4 separate regions of the Mus musculus genome follow, and all the other regions are linked to region 4. Evidence: chromatin loops called from intact Hi-C (ENCODE). Cell type or tissue: left cerebral cortex. All regions are shown on one strand. Each heading gives the region's core, and the rest is flanking DNA. Links, peaks and the distances in the headings are about the cores only.

Region 1 (5,721 bases), core at 359-5,358, 170 kb before region 4:
TACAATGAGCCAATTCTGAAGAATCCCCCTACTAACCCCAGCACTTTCTATGGCAGTGAGGACAGCATGATGATGAAGTGACTAAGGCTTCTTACTCAGTAGTTCTTTGCCCCAATACCAATAGCATTTCATCTTAGGTTTAAAAAAATCTAAAGACTGACACAGTAGAGTAAAAATAATCTTGTCCTGTGATTCTCCCAGGGATGACTGGAGAAAGGAAAAAACACAATACACTACCCCACCCCCAAATGATTGGTGGTTTTTTGTTTTGTTTTGTTTTGTTTTCATTTTCTGCAGGTTATCAGAGGAGAGGTATTATTTTCATGTATGTGTATAACCACACACTTATGATCTAATGCCCTCTAGAACTACAAATCTTTAAAGGGCACCGACCAGTACAAATTGTTTCTATTCAAATATCTGGACAGCAGGGAAACAGACCCTTGGTTTCAAAGCAAGGTCCATACCCACCGGGCCAAGGGGCCCAGCCATAGCCGCTTCCGCTTTTGCTTTTCTGGGTATAAGAGGGCTGATTCTTGCTCCTGCCCCTCAAAGTATTGAAAACTTGGGAAATCCTTGTACCGGAAGAAAATGGCCTAAACACAATAGGACTCGCCATTTTCTACTTGCGAAGCACAAAGCGCTTGGCGCTGCCTGCTACACAAAGGAAGCATGGGCCGCAGAATTCTTGCATATTTTCAAGAGGCTAGAAAATATCTTCCGCGAATGGCAATTTATATTGTTTGGTCACACACACACACACACACACACACACACACACACACACACACACACACACACACACACAGAGGCATCCTCACTTAGCCCTGATGTCTAGAAGATCCCAGCTTTAAGGTTTAAGTTAAAAACAAAACAAAACAAAACAAAAACGCAGGAAAGGCTCGGTTCCAGAAGCAGCGCTCAGGGCCGTGTTAATCCTCCCAAGACAACGGGTGTTAGCGGTGGGCAGCAGAGGGCTCTAAACTAGGTGTGTTGTTGTGGGGATGGAGGCCCATCATCTCCCAGTCTAAGATCTCTCCTTTTGACTCCATCCTGTCCCCAGAGCTCGTCCGGTAGCTCCGTAGTCCTACCCTTTGAGCGACAGGAACCAATCTTTCAGCGAGGATGTTAAGCTGGCAGCAACTCTTAAGGATGCTCAAAGCGCGGGAAACCCTGATCTGTGCGCCTCCCCTGCCCCCAGCCCACTGCTACAATCCACAGCATAATAACAGGACTCTATTACTAGCCTAGGTAAAATGCTGCAGCTTAGGTACAGAAAAACAAAACAAAACAAAAACAATGCAGGAAGCCCCTACAAATAAAAACATACAGACACAGGCAGCAACTCTGCTCACAATAGGAACACTCAGTTCACCGCGCGAAGCAGAGCTTAAAAACCCAGGAAAAGACAGACAGTACTTACAGCAGGTGAGTCCTTGAATAATCCATGGTCAGGTCCTTCGGTTTGTTAGTCTGTGCTTTAAAAAAAAAAAAGTATATACATCTCTGTGTATTTGATTTTTACATAGCTTCCATCGTTGTGAAGGAAAGAAAAAAATCTTGAAGACTTGAGAGCATGGGGGAGGGGGCGGAGATTTTCATTGTCTACGCTCTGCACACGCAGCCCAAGATATTGCTCTGTGGAGCTCCTTCCACTTTCTGCTTGAAATTCAGAAGCTTTCTACTCAGCAAAGAAGGAGTTTGGCACACACCCCCTGCCCCTGTATTTCTCCTCTCCTCTCCTCTCCTCTCCTCTCCTCTCCTCTCCTCTCCTCTCCTCTCCTCTCCTCTCCTCTCCTCTCCTCTCCTCTCCTCTCCTCTCCTCTCTCTGTCACTCACCCTCTTGCTCTTCTAAAGCTAGTGTTCTCTCTCTCTCTCTCTCTCTCTCTCTCTCTCTCTCTCTCTCACTTTTTTTTCAAAAGAGGGCAGGTCGCTTCCTGCATCCCAATGAGTTAAATCAGGCACTTCTTCTCATGCATCAGCAGCCTCTTTAACAATCCGAGAGCTGCAGGCACAAAAGAGCATTTAGCTGCCTCCAATTTGTGTAGAAGGCCTGCCCTTAATTTGTTTGAGGAGTATAATTAAATCATGAATTTCACGAAATATAAAAATACAAAATTCCTAACCTCAGCTAGTGAACCGCTAATGGTAACCTTTAAAAACAAATCTCTCCTCATGTCCCTGTTCTTAGCCAGACCGAGAACATCTCAGATACGCAAGAAGACAAGAGTTCGGACTCAAACCTAGCATGCCTTCTCCATTTACACGTCAAGGTCACACTGATAACATCCCTCAGTGCTCTAAATGAGAGCCTTTCTATTTCTTTCCTTTTAAAAAACAATAATATTCTGAATTTTTAAAATTGCCTCAGGAAGAAATTAAGTCATTTGGGAAAATCTGCTGGACTAAATAAAAACGTAAGTATGTTCTTAATATGAAATAGGATCAGAATTTGCTATACAGACACTAGGTTGAGGAGTTCTACAAATAGGCCTTGCTCGGGAGAATGTTTTCAACTTTTCCAGGCAGGACTCTGTGGTCAGTGAAGTCTGAGTTCCATGGGTTTTGATCATGTTTCTTCCAGCCACAGAGTGGGCCTTATGGGACATCAGAGCCAGAGCCTATCAAGCTTGCTGAGTCCCAGAGGGCTTCTGATAAGGAAAATGCTGCTTGTTGTTGGGAGCAGGGGTTTGGCTCCCACTCCTTTAAGTAGGTTGGGGCGCAAAAAGCAACTCTGCATTCCTGCAGTTTCTCTTTCAGAAAGAATCCAGACCAAGCCATTGCTCTACCTCAATGAAGGTGGTGGGGTGGCAAGGCCACCTTCCTCTCTCACTCACCTGCCACCCCCCCCTCCCCCAAGGCCACTGCTAGGAAGATACTTAGGAGTGTTTTTCTCCTTCCTAGTGCTCCCATCTTCTGGGAAATTGTAGAATCCCTTACCACAAAAAACTTTGAATTGTCAGTAATTTGCTGCTAAGTCTACTGTCAGCTCCTACCCCCATTTCTCATTCTAACTCTAGTCAAGAACCCCCCACACTGGAACACTGGAGAGGTGCAACTTCAGTACTACCCAATGGGAACAAAACATGTCACCACTTCCTGACTGTAAATGTTCACTCTGATACTCTAAGTCACCCTGGGCGTTTGAATTAGGCCATGTTTCACCCTGAGCACAGAGCTAAGTGAACTGGGCTATAACTGAGCTGTACCTCTGTCTGCTTGAAATATCCAACAAGCGTTCCTACGAAGATACTTGGAAACGTAAAACAAAATATGAAATAAAACATTCTAAAGAAAAGATACGTTCTTGTGTGTTTGTAAAACATGTTTGTAAAGTGCTGAGTGGGGGCTGGAATTACTTGACAAAATATCATTTCTGTGCCTGGAGTCCAGACAGAAAGCAGGTCTAAAGGTCGGTGTTTTTTATCGGGGCAGAGGACTTTGACTTGGGGAGGCACTAGGTACATCATTTTCCTTCCCTGTATCTTTTCACTGATCATGTTCATTCTATCCGTTTTCAGTTTATTGACCTGGGATGTGTGATTGCTAAAGATCCTCAAGGACTTGCCTGGCCCGTGGAGGGGCCAGGTCAGAGTGTTCAGTGCATCCCGCCCACTACGGGGAAGTTGCAGTGCTTAGCTTTGGTTAGCTAGCAGAGATGGCTCAGTGGGGTGGCGACTTCAGACCACCCAGTACAGGTACTTGACCCAGCCTCTTCTTCTCCAGTTCTGGCAATACTAGCTTTGCCCCGGAGCTCTAGGAAGGCCTTAGGACTGTATGAAAGCTGACCTCACGTTTCCTAGGTATGGGCCTCTCCTGCATACTTCGCTATCCTAAGAAACACCTGCCAAGGAAAACTCAAGAATCTGAGGCTACTGCCGGAACATTTGCTCCCGGATTTCACTCCCCGTCTACCCAAGAAAGATGGACAGACAGATACAGCCATGGCCTCCAGGCAGCTCAGGGGATGGAAAACACAGAGTTGGATCCTGCAAAGTCCTTCCAAAGGAGCCTTTATATTTAGACACCTTTAACTCTTGATCCGGATCTCCTACCTACTTCGGTTGAGCAACCAAAGCCAGTGATTGCTTTCTAACCCGGGATAAGAGGGTTTCTCTGCAATGCGAACCTCTTACTGCCCTGCACACCTCATAGCTAGAGCTAGCTTATGAAAACGAAACCCAACTCATTGCCAGAAGTTGTTGCTAATTAGTGGATAATAAACTTCTGTAGCCAGGGCACAAAAGTCTTTTTAAAGTGCAAAGGTGTTCTTTGTATCGCATCAGAAAAGAGATTAGCATATCAATTGGACTGAAGGGACGGGACAATGAGCCCTACTCCCTCTGCGCTGGCCTGAGTTCGTAGCCTTCCTTTCCCTCTGTTTTCTTTCCTTCACCCTTCCTCCTCCTCCTCCTCCTCCTCCTCCTCCTCTTCCTTCTCCTCCTCCTCGCTCCCACTTTCTTTTGCTGCTCCCAGCTAGATCGAGGCACTCTTGGGGTACATTAAGCGGCTGGCAGCGACCCAGACTTTAGTGTCAGGCCTCGGGGCCGCACAGCTACTCGGCTTTAGCAATGCTCAGGGAAAATGTGTAAACGCGAGGGTGCGCGGAGTAAGAGCGGTCACAGGCATCGTGCGCACCTACCAGGCCTGGGGGGGATGGGGTGGGGACCGTCTCTCACGGTTCTATAGGACACCCCTCCTGGCAGTCATTGGCCTGGCCTCCGCCCAGAGCGCTAGGCCTACCCAGGGCGCTGAAAGCTCCCAGACGACCGTCCACAGTGTGGGCCACCGGCCGCTGCTAACTGCCCAAACCCCTGAGGCCTCCGCGCCCAGCCTCACCAGCTGTCCCGCCACGTTTGCACGTGCAGGGAGGCGGGGAGCGTTTGGGAGAAGCCGAAGACCCCACGCGGGAGGCGCCCACGTTCTCGTAGACCCTGGGTCCGAGCCCAGGTGCTTGCCCGTGGCCCGGCCGGGGCCGCGGACACCAGGCGTCCGGAGAGGCGGTGGCCGCAGCAGGCCTGGTTCGGTCTCCGCAATACCTCACTTAGCCCAGATGCCCACAGCCGGTCCCCTGTCCCACGACAGAAAGTCAACAGCTGCGAAAGAGCACGGCAGAAGGAAGTCTCAGGAGGAGCCGTCCCGGCCTCGGGGCGTCGGCCCTCAGTCCCCGACTCCCCCAGGACCCTGAGTCTGACGCTGCCCCGCAGCGCGCCCAGCCAGGGCTTGTGGGGCCCGAGGGACTAGGGGAGCGGAGGAGTTGACAACAGGGCTGGGCACCGAGCCGCCCAGGCAGAGCCAAAGAAACCTGGCAGCCACTCGCCGGTGCCTTCCGCTGCTGTAGGCGACCCGCCACTTCGTGGTGGCCGACCAGGGCCCGAAGCCTGGCCTGGGCCTCGGCCGCAGAGCTCCCGCCGGGCAACCGCGCCAAGGAAACGCTTTTTTCTCCCTTCCCCTCCCCCTTCTCCCCAGAGGCAGCTTCCGTTCTCTAAAAGCATTAAGAAGAAGAAGGGGGAGGAATCTCTGGGGCTCCTAACCCCCACCGCCGACCCACATCGGTCTAGGCTCCGTTAGATGCTGGTGTTCTGCAAACAATCGCCAAACTCACACAAGTTTCCCCCCACCCCCGAAAACCATCCACTTTAACTGAGGTGAGGGAAAATGCGGAGAGAAAAAAAAGTGAAGGTTGGTGTTTCCCTAAATGCAAAACATCAGAGAGGGTTT
Region 2 (5,721 bases), core at 196-5,195, 160 kb before region 4:
GGTTGCTTTTTAAGAAGATCAAAGTCAAGTGTTAAAACTTTCTATAAAATAAAAAGTATATGATTTAACACTTCACCATTTTGTATTTACTTCTCTGACTTCTCTTGTATTGCCTCCTTCTTTCTTATACTCTTCATTATCTCTTTGGCTTAACAGTGTTTCTGCACCACAGACAGATTCATTAATCAGTGATTACATGTTTCAAACTGATCTTTTGGTTAAAGAATGTATTTGAAAACACCCTAAAAAACCAAACTATGCTGGTGGTATTCATTTAGTCCTTGGGTTTTGTGGTTTAGAATGTAGACTGATGTTCTTAAACTTTTATAGTCATCAACGTGTTTGATTTCTTTAGGGGCTGCATTTAATACACAAGGTGTGAAAGTGGGGTATTAGGCACTAGCATCTAGGAACCAAATAGGGCTTTGGTGGCGTTGTTAGTATTATCAAAATAATCGTTTTGTGCCAATAAGGAACCTCATTTCTAAGCTTTTCTTCCTCTATCATTCTGCTTTTTACTAAGTACTGAGAGATCCCTTGAAAATTAGGTTCTGATAAAATTAATTTGTTTGGTATCTGATGGCAAAGGTATCAAGCAGAAGCAGACCTTATGTCATTATTGGCACTTTGGAGTTCATGCAAGTCTGCAGCAGTATGAGGTTATTTTTTGGATGAACACAATGTTTTATTTCCCAGTAGTTAAATGTACATTGCAGATTCCTGAAGACCATATTTAAAATTAAAACCCTCAAACCAGGACTAGTTACTTGAACATACTTTACAAGAAAAAGCGTTACGGGGTGGGGGGAAACATCCTTAGTTATGGGAAAATAAAAAGAATCTTAGCTATGAAAACGCCCAATTGCAATGCACTGCCTTAGTTGTGTCCTGGTTTTTGAAGGGTGACAGTTAATATACTGAGTTTTTCTTGGAGTTTTCTCTTCTTGTGAAAGACACGCTTTTATAAAACCAGTCACCTGAGGCTTCACTCTATCTCAGAACATTTTCATCCCAAATTGGTTCACTGATCTTCTGAGACACAGTGATAAACAGCTTTGTTTGTACACACACATCACCAGGGACCTGGGATGAGGAATCCCAGGGCCACTTTGAAGGATTGGAGATTGTGGATGTAGGCTTAATTAGAAGTGTTCTAAGTTAAACACAGCAGTATATGGAACCTACCAGAAGCTAGGTAGTCTTGAACCCTAGATAGTACTTGAAAGGAAGAAGGACTGTAAACATTGGCAGGACAGATTTTTCAGGATTCTGTGTATTTGTTGCCCCAGTAGCAGATTCACTTGTCCAAAGTGGTCAGGAAAATAGTCTCGTATTTTAGTGCAGACCGTCCTAATTATTCTGCAGCTGGAAAGAGAAAGTGCTCAAAGATCTAGCTTCTCTTTTGGTTCTGAGATTTTTTTTTCTCCTGCTTCCTCTTTCTCTTGTTCTTTTTCCTCACTTCTTTCTTTGACAGTGTGTCAGTCTCGATGGTAGATGTGAACTTCATTATGGTTTGCTTGCATTGTTAGTGATGCTTTAAAATTAACTGGGTAAGGCCTTTAATGAAGCTTTGCTACTTGATTTTGTTCTCCCTCCTGTTTTTAATCTTCTGAATGTTCTACTCTTGAAAGAAACAGCATCTTAGATGAATGTCCTTACTAAGGGTAAGTCTTACATTGTAACATCTAGAGGTTAGTCTGAGGGCATTCAAAAGGTCAAACTGCCAGTGTGATTTTGTTCTAGTATAGGATTGGACTGCCCTAACTTTACTGAGTCAACAGTATCTCTGAGAACTCCTAGACATAATCACAAAGCTTTCCTATGGATTTAGAAGTTTTGAATCTAGAAAGATAAGAGATAGGGCAGCTCTTTCTGGATAATTCCAGTTTGGTCTCTCTCTCTCTCTCTCTCTCTCTCTCTCTCTCTCTCTCTCTCTCTCTCTGTCATAGTTGTTAAAATAAGAGAATGACTTGAAAGTTGAAACACAAACATGTTTCTAAAAACAACTTTCAATAAATTAAAAATATATCAAAGTAAGTCAAACAACCCATGACAAATCCTCCTGCAGTTTCTCTTTGACGTGGTTGTGGTTATATAGCTATATATATAATATATAATATATATATAGTGGGCATAATGATTACATAAACTGAAAAGTACAAATTGCTTGGGAGACAGCATAGCAGCTGCATAGTAACAAAAACCTAACTTAATGTAAGACTCAGGAAAGATGGGAGGGAAGGTATGGTATTCTATTGAGTGCCATGTGTTGACGCTTTACCAGGTTCTTCCATGAACATACATTCTCATGAGGACATGTCAAGGTTGCTTTTCATTTTAGAGACAAGAAAGTATGAGCTGAGGTTGGGGCTGTGGAGTCTTACATATACTGGCCAAGGTCATGTAGCTAACAATTTTTGAAATCCAGACAATAATTCAAATAATTTTGTCTCCAAAATTTGTGTGCTTTCTCATCAACCAGATATATCGCACATGATTTACTTTCCTCTTGAAAAAAACATTTAATTACCGTATGTTCTCAGATTCTCTTACTCCACCCTCTCCTCTTGGCCCGTGGCTATTGCCTACTCTTATCTTTGGGCAGGTACTCAGCATTTTTAGTTATCCCTCCTCCAAACCTCTTCTGATACTCAGGCTCCTGCATCAGCTTGCTTGGGAGGCTTTCTGTAGGACATAGGCTTGAGTTGCTTATTATTTGCATGGCTGTGTGAAGTGATGGGCTTGAGGCCAAAGCTTTTTATAGCATGCACATGAGTCAGAATGTTCTGTTGAATTAAACTGTGAAACAAAAGGCTTGAAAAAGGGCAATAGCAATTCTGCTTTTAAGAAATTTAATTTGGGAATATGACGATTCTTCTTCTAGATCTTTAATATTTATATTAAGACCTCTTGCATTTTCTATCCCATTTCACTTCCCAATTCACAATCTTACCAAGTAAATCATGAATTAGAACTTTTGGGAACTTTAGCTAGTTCTTTATTGAGATTATGCATTATTTAGCTAGCAGAGTTAACACTATCAAGCTTTTGGTTCATTATACTGCATTTAGTACATATGATACCTAGCATGTAATTCTCAAAGTAAAAAGAACATCTTGGTATTATGCAACTTATATTGAAGTTTATTCTAGATACAAGTATATATATATGAATCGATATGAATTTAATGTAATTCATTTTCTGTCTCTCTGTCTTGAAAGAAGCAATCATTTACCAAAGAAATGAACATTTACCAATATTGGTAGATGACCTAAATAACAAGAAGTAATCTCAAATAGAAAAATCAAATTATAAAACCTAAAATTAAACATTGAAACTCAAACTTGTGTTTACTATTTAGCTTTGAACATTGAAGGAATTTTTCTTCTTTACTTCTTAGAGTTACTCACTAGAATATTAATTTCTTTGAAGACTCTCATATTAAAATTTATAAATGTCTGCTAAAGATGACTATTACTGCAAAAATAAAGAGCTTAATGTAGATAATCTAAGAACTGATATTATTAAACTAAAAACCTCAGAGATAATATGGTGTTAAAAACCACAGATAGTTAATAGTATAATAGCTCGGTGATTTTGTAGCTAATATAGAAATATGAAAGATAGAATACTGAATTTTAAGACAGTTCTTCTAGAACAAATGTTGAACATTAGGACTCACATGATGTGTTTGTTTTATGGCTGAAACTGACCTCAGATATTCTACTTTCAGGCTGTAGTTGCTCTTTGAGGCTGAAGGGTTAAAGGTTCAAATGGAGAAAAGGAGTACAAAACAAAATAAAACAAACAAAACTAAACAAGAGCAATAATCATCTGAATTTTGAAAGCATAGCTGTAACAACAATGATCAAAACACTACATCAATAATCAGAGGTTTATTTGGAGTCAAATCCCAGGTATAGGTTTGATATTGTCTTGATTTCTTCATCCCCTATATAAACAGAACTTCTTATTTGCAGAAAATACTAATTCATTAATAGGCTTGAAAAGACTTATTATTTACATTTCTGTAAAAAAACATCTATATTCAACTCAACAAAATTAGATATGACTTTAAAAAATTCTATGTAATATGTATTGGCTATCAATGTTTGGATTGTTTTAACATGTACTGAGCATATATAAAACATACATGATTTTCTTGGACAGATCACAGCTGGTTGAATTACATTCATCAGATTATAATAGACTTTTAGTAGAAAATGTTGAATTCTACAGGTTTCATTTATAGATTTATATGTGTTTTAAGTATGTGAGTATATCCCCATGTGTTTATGCTGCAGTTTTATTTTCATTTTAAGCAGCCATAATTTATGCATCCAAAATTTCAGAATTAGAATTCATTTAGTTAGTACAAATCTTCAGTTTCTAGAATGGATGCTTTGTCTGGAAGTATAGCAACATTTGCCAGTCATTCAGCAGAATGGCTTAAATTGGCAATGATGTCTCTGACCTTTTTGTATAGTTTTAAGTAATTGCTGATTTGGGTTTGCAGGAATTCCTGTACAGCATCCTTTGTACAGGAAGTTACCTTTGCTAGTGAGGGTGTTTTCTAAGGTGTGTCAGTCCCATATATAGGTGCTATTGCAGAAAGGGAACTAGGAGGACAGTTGGGATCTCCCATGTCCTGGCCTAGTCCCACCTCCACCAAAATGAGTTAGGTCATGATCAACACTGTTTTCCTCAACTTCAAATAATGACTGGATCAACACTATGTGTTCTTAGTGTGAAGGTCCAAATCTCTGGATTTGTAGATTGAAGCTTTTTGTAATGCTATATCATCTTTCCAAAGAATGCACTTGTGGTCCCAGAATCAATTCTCTATAATCTACATAGCAGACAATGTTGCCTGCAGAGAGCTTTGGACATATTCAATAAATACATGTTGTTTAAAATTCTTGATGATTAACTAGCCATCTAGAGAAAGCCTGTGATCAATGTTGATGAATAAACCTTAATGGCAAAATGGTTAAAATTTATTGAGTGCCTCTAATGTGCCAGCACTCTATTTGCAGTTTGCATATGATATCTTACTTAACATCCAGGAAACACACCTAAATACTCCTGGAAGGTTTTAACATTCTGGTATTATAAGCCATTCTTCTTAGGAAAAGTCCTTTAGAGTAGGTTTGCATGAAGCCTCCAGCAAGACGCAATTTGAAGAAATTCAATACATGGAAATGGAATTGAGAATCCCCTTTCTCATGCATAAAATTCTGTTTATCTGACTATTTAAATAAACACAAAGTAACATTTGCTTCCTTTTAAAAACTCTTCCAAGAAGTCTTTTCCTCACTGAACTTTTGTAACTGTTTTGTTTGAATGTTCATCATAGCTTACTAACACTCAAACTGATTGTGTTAACAATACTCCGACCTCCCATCTTGATACTCTGAACCTTCTCTCTATTCTTTCTGTCCAGAAGGAGTGAAACCATTTGCTAGTTTATATATAATTTGACTGTATGTCTCTTTTAGGAAGCATATTTCTCATATTTAGCTCATATTTGTTTTTGTATTTGCCATAGTGTATTAAAATTACCAGTGGTTGATACTTTTTTTAAAATAATTGCTGAAGGAACAAAGATCTCTGAAAACCTAGGCTAAGGCCTAGGGTCTGTAAAGAAGATAAAATGTTCTTTTCTCTTTTTGAGATTGACATCTTTACCAGTAATAGAATAAGAGATGTAATTTTCATTCA
Region 3 (5,721 bases), core at 351-5,350, 800 kb after region 4:
TGGGAATCAGCTGTGGGAGAGTTTGGATTTGTCGTAGCTATTAAATCACCCCAGAGAAACTACCTGTCACTCTGTCTATTCAAACCTTGAGGAGGTGGTAAATGGTTAATTCTACCTGTACACGTATGATAGCCTAGATAAGTCATTGCCCCATATTTCCCATGCAGTGTACCTTTCAGACCAGGAATTCAAATAAAATCATTTTGAAGAAAGGAAAACTCTTACAGTGTTTTCACAGAAAAGGGAATTAATACATTCTTCTTGAATCAAAATTTAAATTAATTCATTTTAAGTGCTACCAAAATCAAACCACAAAGAAATTCAAGCTATAATTTAATCCAAGAAGAAACCTTCATCTTTTTTTTAATTAACAAAAGAACATTTCAAAAAAAATACTTGTTACTAATTCTATTTTGCTGACATATGCCAATTATATTCAGAGATATTGTTCTGTAAGCCTGTTGGGTCACACACCAACCTAAGAGAACAATGATGCTGGATTAATGATTGCAATGAAAGCTTTCAAGTTCTCATACTCAATTACATGCTGACAAATGTACCTGTAAGTCATACAAATTTATAAAATTGAAATAACTGCATAAAGTACATATATTTTACACACTTGCCACAATCCCTGAGAGATGGAGACTCTCCTCTTTTTTTTTTCACATTTGTAATATTCTTTCCTTATTTTTCAGCGAATTAGTCAGTTGTATACATGTTTAGCCACTTCATCACTTAATACCTGTATTCACTCATCTCCATAAGACATTTCAAACTAATGGAGAACAATATAATCTACCCACTGAATGACCTTCTGTGGAAGCCCAGTTGTTTTATGATTATGGACACATAATTTAACCTGGAGAACTCATATGATGATAGAACAAATGAAGCAAGAGTTATTAAAAAGACTGAAATTAAGCAGAACTATCAATGTTTTCAGGTATTCGTTCATTACTTTCATGACAGAAAAATGCAAGTACACTCTTATAACCACTCAGAAGATAGGAAATTTGAGATACTGGGGTTGGACTGCATGGGAAAATATTGTGTGCATATGGAAGTTAAGTTCCTGGAATTTGCCTGTATTCTGTACTGATAGGTCTATATCTGCTAGCAATTTGGGGATTGTGAGCACACCAAATGGCAAAACTACTAAAGACCTTGCCAGTGTGAATGGTTAGGTATTAGGTCATGATTTACATCATTATAGATTATTTCTTAGATTTACTGAGTGAATGAAATATATTTTCTTTGTGTGTATGTGTGTGTGTGTGTGTGTGAATGGAAAAAATGAAATGAGCAAACTTTAGTTTGCTTAAGTTAGAGATAGTACATGTATATCAACATTAGTCAGAAGAAGCCTTAAGAATTTTATGTAGAAGAGATTCTGGTCATACTCTGGAACTCAGGGTATATTCTAACTTTACTTTGGATTAAAACAAAGCTAAATTATAAGTTTCCCTTAATTTTCCCTTTCTAGTTTTTAGTATTTTCAAATTTTAGTGTTATCAAACTCAGCCACAATTCAGAAAATTATTGCAAAATGAAAGATAGGTGTTTCAAGTAAGAATTGTCCCAATAATATTATATCTCCTGTGTGAAGGGAGACGTCTGAAAGAAATAATTAATCTATTTAGTGGAAATCTGTAGAAATCCAGGGAAGAAATCTCATTTTCTTTTCAAAGCAGCTTTTCAACACAATTTGAGTCTCCTGAGTCCTTCTAGGTTTTCCTTGACACTTTGTGCTTTTAGAGATAGGTCAAGCATCAAGTCCATCTGAGATTTATCTTATGCATCATTTCTCCAACACAGATTTACCCCCAGTGTAGAAGTCAAGTAGAGTATTTAAGCTAGTGGTGGTTATTGTATACTTCATCACATTTGCATGATCTTTTTTCGCATCTTGATTAACAAAAGGATTTTGTAGTCTTTCCTTGGCTTTCCATTATTACCTTGGCTTTCAAGGTTTTAGAAAAATCTCTCAATTGTGCAAGAAAGTCATAGTTCCAGTAGTGTTTCTTCATCTTGGTTTGGTTAAAATGTGAGGTCATGAAGTTTGGCCACTCCTCTGAACCTTGCTTTGCCTTTCTCTCCTTCAATGATATCATGCTGGCATGCATCCGTGAAGTATCATTCATTCTCCCTTGCACTTTATTCTTTACCACTTCCCTCTTCCTCTTACATGCACATATACACACACATCCGCACAGAGAGGAAAATCTATATGTGTCAGACATTCAGCAAGGGAAAGACAAAGGCACTGAGTTAATTACCCATCATTTACTGCTGCTGAGAAGAGCAGATGGCAGCAGACGATATGTAAATGGCAAGGGGCAGTGAATTATTCGATTTTTTTAGATTAATCGTCGATGACAAAGAAAGTGATTACAGGCTGTGACATTTATACAAATGTATAAAGTACATCACACTAAAAAATTGAGCTTAATATTATTATGAGGGTGTCAAGCATATAAACACTATTGTCACAATAGAAAGCAACAAATTTACAATAATCCAAGAATCCAACCTCCCTCTATCTAAAAAGTTTATAGAACCACAGACTCTAGGGCGAAAGATGACTCAAGTCTGAATATCATGGAATAGTTTTGTAAAGTAACCAGATTATACCAAGGCAATCTATGTATGCAGGAGGATGATGCATATTGAGGCATAAAGCAAAACAAGATTTTCTTCTCAACTGATCTAGTGCCTGCCTTAGAGAGTGGGCTGTAAAACAAAACAAAACAAAAAAGGTGCTAGTAAATGAGAAGTAGACATTAAAATAAAACACAATAATTCACAATGAGGTCCATCAAGGGTGTGGATGAAAAAATAATTCAAAAAAGGAAAAAGAAAAAGAAAGATTGCATTCCTATTCCTTAGAAATACTATTGTCATACCAGACGTGTACAGATAACGTCCCTATAATCTTTAAGAACACAGTGAAGAAATTTCTGCCCAAGATTCCTTATTGAACACAGACAAGTGCTCACATGTATGCTTGTGCAAACACACACACACACACACACACACACACACACACACACACAAACCACCACCACCACACCAACTCCATTCCTTTGCAGGAAAGAAGCAAGCAGAGTAGCCTATTATTTCCAGTTGCTTCAATAATTAATTGGTACATGAGAGAATCAGATGCTTTCCTTGGCAGATCAGAGAATTTGCCCCATCATCAAAATGTCCTCTATCACCCTGTTATTAAATCTATATGATGTTGATATTATTATGAAAAGAGAGCCACAGAGCCACATTTGTTCTCTGAAAGCATTCCAGCCACTGCAGTCCCCGAGGCTGCCCTGTGGGATGAGAGCTCATCTCCAAATATTAAAATCAAGAAAAAGGAAAAGCTTGGGGCACATCTATTTATAGACTTCAAAAATACTTTCAAAATATTCAAAGCAAAACATTACCAAAATTGCTGCTGAGTATTCCACAATTGTACACTCTTTGTTGACAATGGACTACCATTGTCAACAAAGGATAGGGCAGGAGAATGGGTCAGGAGCTGGTTGGGGGAGGGGTGCTGTTAGTCAGCAGCCCCTGCAGCAGCAGTGGCAACACTAGATAGAGCATTTATGTCTGGCAGTCCATTTTGAATGAACATGGGTTCAGAAATAAAGTGCAGGCAGAACCAATCTGCCCTGAAGAAAAGCACAGAATAAAATATTGCACAAAGAAATGAGAATTTCCAGGGTGGCTTAAACTGCAAACCAAGCTGGCAGGTGCGCAGAGCAAACCATTAGCATTGTGTGCCCTTTTCGAAAAATATAAGTGTTTTGCTTTTTGTTTAGCCATAAAAGGAATATTTACAGATGCAAATAATTCTGATTTATATCTTGGTATAAATATGATACCGAATATCATTTAAAATATTTTAAATAGCTTTTAAAATAGTTACCTGTAAATACATGTAGCTGGAATTATATATGAGTATACTTGCAACTTAGTTGTTCTCACCTTTAATCAAAATTGAGTTCAGGACAAAACCACATTATTCTTATTCAGCATTTTATATGGTTATGAATGCAATCTTTTCTGAGTAAAAATAATAAGCAAAACATTAGTTATTGCCTGGATTCTATGACAAATAAAATGGGGGCAATTGTTTTAGGAAGATGCTGGGTAGATCAGCACCATGAGTGTCTTTCTCTTTGTACTCTTGGGTTATGACTTAAAGGTACAGTGCTTTGTCTTTAATCTTAATATTAGTGCGTAAAATATAAGCCAAGTAAAGTAATACAACATAAAAAGAGGAGAGTGTTCTGGAAGACTTTTCACTTAGAGATTTCACAAATACATGTGAAAATTAACAACAGAAAAATAGCAGTCTCTTGAAGCTGAAGATGTTTGCAGCTATTGAACCTTAATTAAGAAATTCAAAATCTGTGTTCCCCTCAAAAAATATTTCATTTTAATAAAAGTACCTCAAAAATATTTTAAAAATATTTCTTATTCATGCACATATTTTCTGTTGGATATTCTTTGGGTAGTAACAGACATCTCCCCTCCTCAGTTACTGCAAAAGGCAAAAGGCAAATGGAAATGAAGAAATGGTTGTTCAGATTTCATGAGAATATCCAGGCTGCAACAATTTATACAATGCAATATTTCTGCTTTATCAAAGAACCAATTAATAAAACAACAGGAATGAAAGCAGTACTGTAGGTAACCAAACACAATTTTATTTGCTTCATAACAGATTATAGTAGGGACTTGTGCTTTAATAAACACATATCACTTATTAGTATTTATTAGCAAATTTATGTATAATTATATAGTGAAAAATGTAAAAGATCAAAATTATTATATAAGTAATAAGTATTTGTGTTTTTAACAGGAATTATAAACACAAAAGATATAAATATAGGATTATTATGTATTATTATATTCTAGCTACTAGTGCTTTACCATAACTGTACTTTGTCAATCTCCATTGCATTAAAAAAGACTCATAAAGAAATGCATTTGCAGAAATAGAAGCATTTATAATGAGGCCTTTGTTCAAAATAGTATCTAGAATTTATTTTAAAGGGATTAGTTTAGAATTTTAGGGAAATATAACTTAGGAAATATTGTCAAATAGCAAAATGATTTATTTCAGTAGAATACTAGTAATGTCACTAAATTAGCTCTGCATTAAATGAAACAAGAATTTTTAACTACATGTAAGAAGAGGGTTAAAATTTGAAAGAGCTTTCTGCTTACAGAAGGTCATAAACATTTCAAAGCCCACAAAAGAAATCCAATAAAATAAAGCATTTCTTAAAATTGAAAGACAAAGATCTCGCTAGATTCTAGAGATAATTTATGGGTTTTGTTTATTTCTTGTTTTACTACAATAGATATATTGTAAGCCTCTGCAATCTGAAATAGAATTACAAACCTGGCCTAGCACAAAGAAGTATACAATTCATTTTAGCTTATTCTAGTGCTTCTGTGCCCCACCTTTTAAAACACTATCATTTCTCTTTGTAAAATATCTTAGAAACGGTTTTGCATTGTGCATGCATACAAACATATATTCTGCATATTAAATATTTAGCTTCATTTTATATACATAATACATTTGTTTATAACAACAATCAGCTATTCTCCAATGGCAGAGATAGAAAGCCTCTGCAAGAGAATACATACAATCGCTCCCTCTCTTTTTAAAAAATATATCCAATTGGGGTAATATTAATAGTACTTTAA
Region 4 (5,721 bases), core at 218-5,217:
AAAATTGTACAAGTTGCAGTTTTACGAAAGTGTATTTATTATACAAATCAAGATGTACCACATTTCAGATTAACATAACATGTATTGAAAATAATCATTCCTTAAATCACCCAATAGGACTTTACATTTTTGCTGTAGTTGAAAGTGTTTGACTTTAAATCCTGGTCAGCAAGTTTGCATTGACTCAAGTGTTCTCTACCCCACCCTGTATTGCACTGATCCTCAAGCTGTAATGAACAGACCATAAAATCTAGTTGGTAGGGCTGCACGAGGTGCCCCTGTTGTGTTTATGAGCTTGGGGATTTGTCCTTCAGTGATCATACTTTGACTTAAAGACTGCATGACAAGGAACTATTAAAGACACAAAATTCAATTCTTTGGTTTCACTTTTTTTCAGACAGGCTTTGAAAATAGGTCACTTAATGTCATCTGGATTTGTGTATAATAGCAGCGCCTGCCAATGCTGTTGTGCTTAGAGGTTTATCCCAGCCTAACTCTTGAAAACTAAAAAAAAAAAAAGATTGCATCCAAATGAAAGAGAGCAACATCTATGAGGGGATGTCTGTTTCTCGTATTTTACTGAATTAAAAAATGAATATTTGTAGCAGTATATACTGTGTGGTGAAAAATGAAATTAACAAAATCATTCTAATATTGAATAATAAATCATTCAGATTTTTTAAATCTATGAATTGTGCAATTAGATATCTACTGAAAGATCCATTAAAATGGTAATTACAAGTATCTGGAATTGTGTGTTCTATTTTAATCATGAACATATTAGTGAGATGCTTTTTAGCATTGTTAAATTTCACCCTTTAAAGTGTATCTAAGGGAGGCTTTTTAGAATGTATTGTTATGCATTATTATTGGGTGCAATTTTACAATGTATCAGATATATACATGTGTATATACACATTGACATGCAATTCCATTAAAGAAATATCTTTTTGACATATATACATGTGACCTTCTCTGTGATTCACAGTATAAATGTAAGTTATTATAGCTACATAAATATTAACAGCTTCTAAAGTTTTCCAATGCTTGTTTTGTCTTAAAATAGCACTATTCAGTCATTTACATAGTTTTAAATTTCTTTTGGTTAGTGTTTTATTCTGTGGATTATTTTATAGCTCCAAGGACTATAATTAAATGTGACCATTTTGTATCACAGAATAAAAGTATGACAATATCTCTAGAACGTGAGCCATCATAGGAAATAGTTCTTTCTTGCTTGATTTCTAGTGTATCATAAAGCCTAGAAAGTGAATACTGACATTACTTTATGTACTATCCTGAGTTTTAGTAGTAATCCTTAGGTTTCTAAAAATAAGAAATTTAAATCTTAGACTAAACATATCAATTTTTCTTTATTTTGTGATGTCAACCTCATATCTATGAAAAATGTAGCAAACTATCTCAAAAATGATGCCTGCAATAATGATATTATGTTTATGCATTATGAAATCATCTTTCTCTCAAATAAATTTATTTGATGATGTTAACGACTTCTGAATCATTCAGGCTTATCAAAATTAGGGTAAAAAAATTTTAGTCTGAATTAAGTGTCCCTGATAGTTTCCTACAAACTCTGTTCCTGGGTTTTCTGTTTAAGAACATTGCTATTGAGGTCACATGCTGCAATACTTCCGCTTGATGAGATGAGCTAAGGATAAGGGCTTAAGATGGCTTAGCCAGCATTTCTGCTTACATTTGAAAGGCTTGGATCAGTGTCATCTAAGGAATCTTTGATGTCTAGCCTGACACAACTGAAAATATTGGAAAACAGATCTATGAAATAGGGGCCACGCTTGGAAAGATAGGTTAATTTATATTTTGGCTGAGTTGCCTTTTTCAGACAAAAATTTTTATGGACATTGATTTTTTTTCCCTTGTTGACATTAAATGAGAAAGCAAAAAAATATTTTTTGAAAGCCTACAGTTCTCTACGTAAATGAGTTCAGACTTAATTTTAATGGAAGTGAAACATAGTCAATAGAGGCAAATTAAAACCATATAATTTTGTAATCTTAGTTTAGCTATAATTGCAGCAATAAAACAGTGGAAAGAATAATTGTGGAACATATGTTTGTGAGTGACATTATCTAGGTGACTTCCCCTTTACGGCAGTGTGCTGTCCTATTTGGTTCCCCCTCCCTATGTATTGGAATGACAAACCTGCAAGCCTGGAGTTAATGCTGATTGCAGCAGCTGCTTACACATGGAGTCTCCATAGCAACTGCGAAGGTTGCCATGCAACCATATTCTTTTAGGGACAGTGAAAATGCCCAAAGGGTTACTAAAAATACATGGGGAAAAATCTGAAAATTTCTTACTACTTTTAGTGGTTATAAAGAACTATGATACAAGTTGAAAGCACAGGTCAAGCAAATAAAAACCTAGCCCTGACCTTTCAAAAATTGCTTGCTGTTGCTTGAAATCTCAAGCTTTATTCACAGAGATGACTTGAGATCGATTGTAAAATTGGTAGCTTATGCTAGGCAGCCCTTGAAGACAGGAAGATTCAGTATGGTGCTATTGGAATTCTTCATGGGGTTAAAGGTCAGTAGAAAGTCATCAATGCAGTATTGATTGGCTGGGCTGAAAAATGCCCGTGTTTACACCTTCTCACTGCTTAGGATTGCATACCAAACCTTAAGTCCACTCATGCAGCTTCCAAGCATGCTCTGGAGTAAACCATTCAGTCAGCAAATGTGACATCACTTCAGTAAAGCTCAGCTGTTTCTGCAGCTTTCTATAAATAGTGAGATAAAAAATTGAAGACTATTGCAGGGAATTTAGCCAACCAATTTGCTTACCCAAATTATACAAGGTAGGTTAGGATTCTGTTTTTTGAAATATTTAATTATACATGTTTCTCAACATAAATTACCTTCAAAGGAGAATTATATTATTATACATATACAATAGGCTTATAATAAACAACGTTATGACAACTTCACTCTTTAAATAATTTTGTAAAACTGAATATTGGCTAGCATCCAAAAGAGGAGGCTATGCCCTCACATATAATCATGCATGTCCACATAAAATAAATTCTCTGAGGTCATCTAAATCATTATTTTAGAAAACATATTAGCAAATAATAATGTATCATGAGATAATATGATCAAATAATAATAAGGGTTTAAAGGTGAACTAAACAGTAACAGAAATTAATACTTTAAAACAGACAAGAAGATAGGATACATGTACATTTTCTTTAATCATATTTCACATGTAATCAGCCATTTTGTAATATTTCTCTATGCTATTTTCTCTAAGAGAACTTCAGCTGTACTTTGGAACGAATCAAATTATTTACAAGTACTCTGAAATTTCAAACTATTCATATTACACCAAATAATAATGCAATCTTTTGTGTTTGGGGGCATTTCTAAATTTCCTATGATTTTTGCACCACTGAGATTGAAAGAAGTTACACTGTGTTTTAAGAATAGAATATTACTTCTTCAAATAGGCCACAAAGACCTTCTTGAAACCCATTAAAATAGGCTCTCCAAAATTTACAAAAACAGCTAAGTAGCTCAATCAAGTTAGATGAGCAAATGATTGCATTGCTCCAAAGACTTTAAATATACAACCTGAACTAAAATGTGAATGTGTGTAAACCTGGAATGTAGAATGAAGTTTCATCAGTGTGAAACATTCTTAAGAAAAACAAAGAACACACATGTAGTAGTAGAAAAGCTCACTCCGTGTACTCCTAACTCCTAACTACCTTTCCAGTGTTTCCTTTTCCATTTGCTGGTTCATCCTCTTTGATAGGAAAGGTTAAAGTTGGCAATGCAATTTTATTGAAATTTACTTGTTTATAAAAATGATTAATCAAATAAAATAGAATAAAATATGCATGTAATTTCTCTTTTTCAAAAAGATTATAGCAAATAATATATTGATTTTTAAATAATAATTTCTTTACAACATTAATAGATGCTACATAGAATCTGACATTAGTGTATAGTAGCATGAATAGAAATAAAAGTACTTTTTAAAAATATAGAGACATTAAATATGTAAACATTGAATAACCATTAGATTTGATGTCAAAAATTTTAGAAGGATTTGAATTGACATTATTTAAGCAAAGTGTAAATATGTACTTGTAAATAATAAAATAAGCACCATAAACCATCTACAGAAAGGGTTTTAAGTCTCCATTCCACAAAGCTATTATTTCATAAAGTGCATATCTTTGAAACAAATGGAAACTTGATATAGTGTGGCAGCTCAAATGAATGTAGCTAGCATTTTATGTAATTATCTTCTTTATTGTGATATTTAAAGCGTATCTGAGAAAAGTCTGCTAGTTTTGTGATTATTTGTTTTTTCTTATAGCTATTTGCAGTATATTTAATTTCACTGTTACATCTAAATTTTCTCTATTCAGTTTACCATCTTATTTATAGAGGAGTTTGTAATTTGCATCCCATAGCCCATTTTAAGAAATTTAAGGAAAGGAGTAGACACTTTTAATTGTTTTGATAGTCACTGTTCTCTTTGAGTATGTGAAAATCTGCAAAAATAATCCAGCTTCTCAAGATAATCATAGCTTAATTTACTGTGAAGAACCATTCTAAAATAGCCAGAAAAAAAATTCTATAGGTTCTATTTGAAAAACTGAACAGAATAAAAATGTATGGCTGTAGTTTTAGCTTTATCCCTACTTGTTCATTTGGGCCTAGGGTTAAAAATACATGTATTTTTGAGTATCACTTTATTTACTGTCATATTTCATTTAAACTAGGTATCTAATGGTTTGGAAAATAGATTAATAATCAGGCACAAAGATTTATTGAAATAAAATTAAATGCATTTAAAATTAATTATGTGATTTGTTTGATCTTAATTTAGGTCAGCATGTCATGGGGTAAAACCATTAAACTTGGAAGAAAATTTGTTAAATTTTTGTTTCAGGACAACAAATCATGGGTAATGTTGGAAAAAAACTGGATTGTACATAGATTGCTCTTTACCCAAGATGCACTTCTGTCTGCAAGATTCTGAATAGAGACACACCTGCTAGCTAGCTGATAACACTCAGGGGTCATTTCATTGAAGAAACTGTCAGCCAGGAGGAACTTTAAAAAAGCCACAGACAAAATCATGACCTGTACTGTTGAGAGGAAAGAGGTGTAAAAGCAGAAAGGAATTGTAGATAAGTGCACATTGCTTTATACCATAACAAACTTTTACATGTAAATTCAACCAAATAGGGAAGAATAGGAAAGAATGTTTCCCTCTTCAGTAGAAACAAATTAGATTGTTCAGCTGCACACTTGGCTCTCAGCCAGAAGAGTCGTGTGCCATGCTTGTTTGCCTACCAGTGCTGCTTAGATTGGCAAATGCCCATGCAGTTTGAAGAGGGCAGGCAGATGACTGGATGCCTGCCAGGAAGTGTGTGGGACTGATGCCACTGCTGGACTCCATAGCCTGGTAGGAATGAGGAGTACAAAGGCATTCAATAATCTGAATGTCCCTTTGCTTCAAGAGAGTGGTGCCAGGCAGCATTTAATGAGAGATTGCTTTGTTACAAAGTCCTCAACATCAAGTGGGCTGGTGAGCTCATTAACCTGACTGCAGCAAATAAAAAAGGCACACTCAGAAGACTCCCATGATAGCCTACTCAATAGTGTAAGAGCTCTTTTGCTTCCTTTATGGTGATCCATTAGCAAGCAGCAGTGTAAACACCATAAA

Evidence for each region. A loop is a pair of places that touch in the nucleus more often than their neighbours do. Peaks named below come from ENCODE experiments on the same cell type or tissue, not always from the same donor. Only the 100,000 strongest peaks of a DNase experiment are listed, where the experiment ranks them.
Region 1: it touches region 4 in a loop (5-fold over the local background); 9 of 42 quality-filtered maps call a loop at or near these places.
Region 2: a loop joins it to region 4, with 6 times the contacts of the local background. A loop is called at or near these places in 9 of 42 quality-filtered maps.
Region 3: it touches region 4 in a loop (2.9-fold over the local background); 3 of 42 quality-filtered maps call a loop at or near these places.

The regions. Positions count from the first base shown.
Region 1 is chr3:17,785,883-17,791,603 of GRCm38, reverse strand. It overlaps Mir124-2hg (Mir124-2 host gene (non-protein coding)), which reads right to left and starts at 1,683. Exons shown (of 3, transcript NR_033490.1): 1 at 1,424-1,683. It overlaps Gm30340 (a long non-coding RNA gene), which reads left to right and starts at 5,624. Exons shown (of 7, transcript XR_880680.2): 1 at 5,624-5,682. In left cerebral cortex, for the core only: no CTCF peak of the experiment used is centred there; DNase peaks (open chromatin) are centred at 3,670, 4,088, 4,616, 5,327 and 6 more places; H3K4me3 peaks cover 4,021 bases; H3K27ac peaks cover 4,812 bases.
Region 2 is chr3:17,776,343-17,782,063 of GRCm38, reverse strand. All of the region lies in intron 2 of Gm30340 (a long non-coding RNA gene), which reads left to right. Among named protein-coding and RNA genes, the nearest start is that of Gm30340, 6.8 kb to the left of the region's middle. In left cerebral cortex, for the core only: no CTCF peak of the experiment used is centred there; a DNase peak (open chromatin) is centred at 2,721; H3K27ac peaks cover 1,469 bases.
Region 3 is chr3:16,817,265-16,822,985 of GRCm38, reverse strand. All of the region lies in intron 1 of Gm30223 (predicted gene, 30223), which reads right to left. Among named protein-coding and RNA genes, the nearest start is that of Gm30223, 3.0 kb to the right of the region's middle. In left cerebral cortex, for the core only: no CTCF peak of the experiment used is centred there; DNase peaks (open chromatin) are centred at 1,045, 2,288 and 3,269; H3K4me3 peaks cover 393 bases; H3K27ac peaks cover 1,303 bases.
Region 4 is chr3:17,616,586-17,622,306 of GRCm38, reverse strand. The region is part of intron 2 of Gm30340 (a long non-coding RNA gene); the gene reads left to right. Among named protein-coding and RNA genes, the nearest start is that of Gm30340, 170 kb to the left of the region's middle. In left cerebral cortex, for the core only: no CTCF peak of the experiment used is centred there; DNase peaks (open chromatin) are centred at 1,731, 2,237 and 2,600; H3K27ac peaks cover 1,159 bases.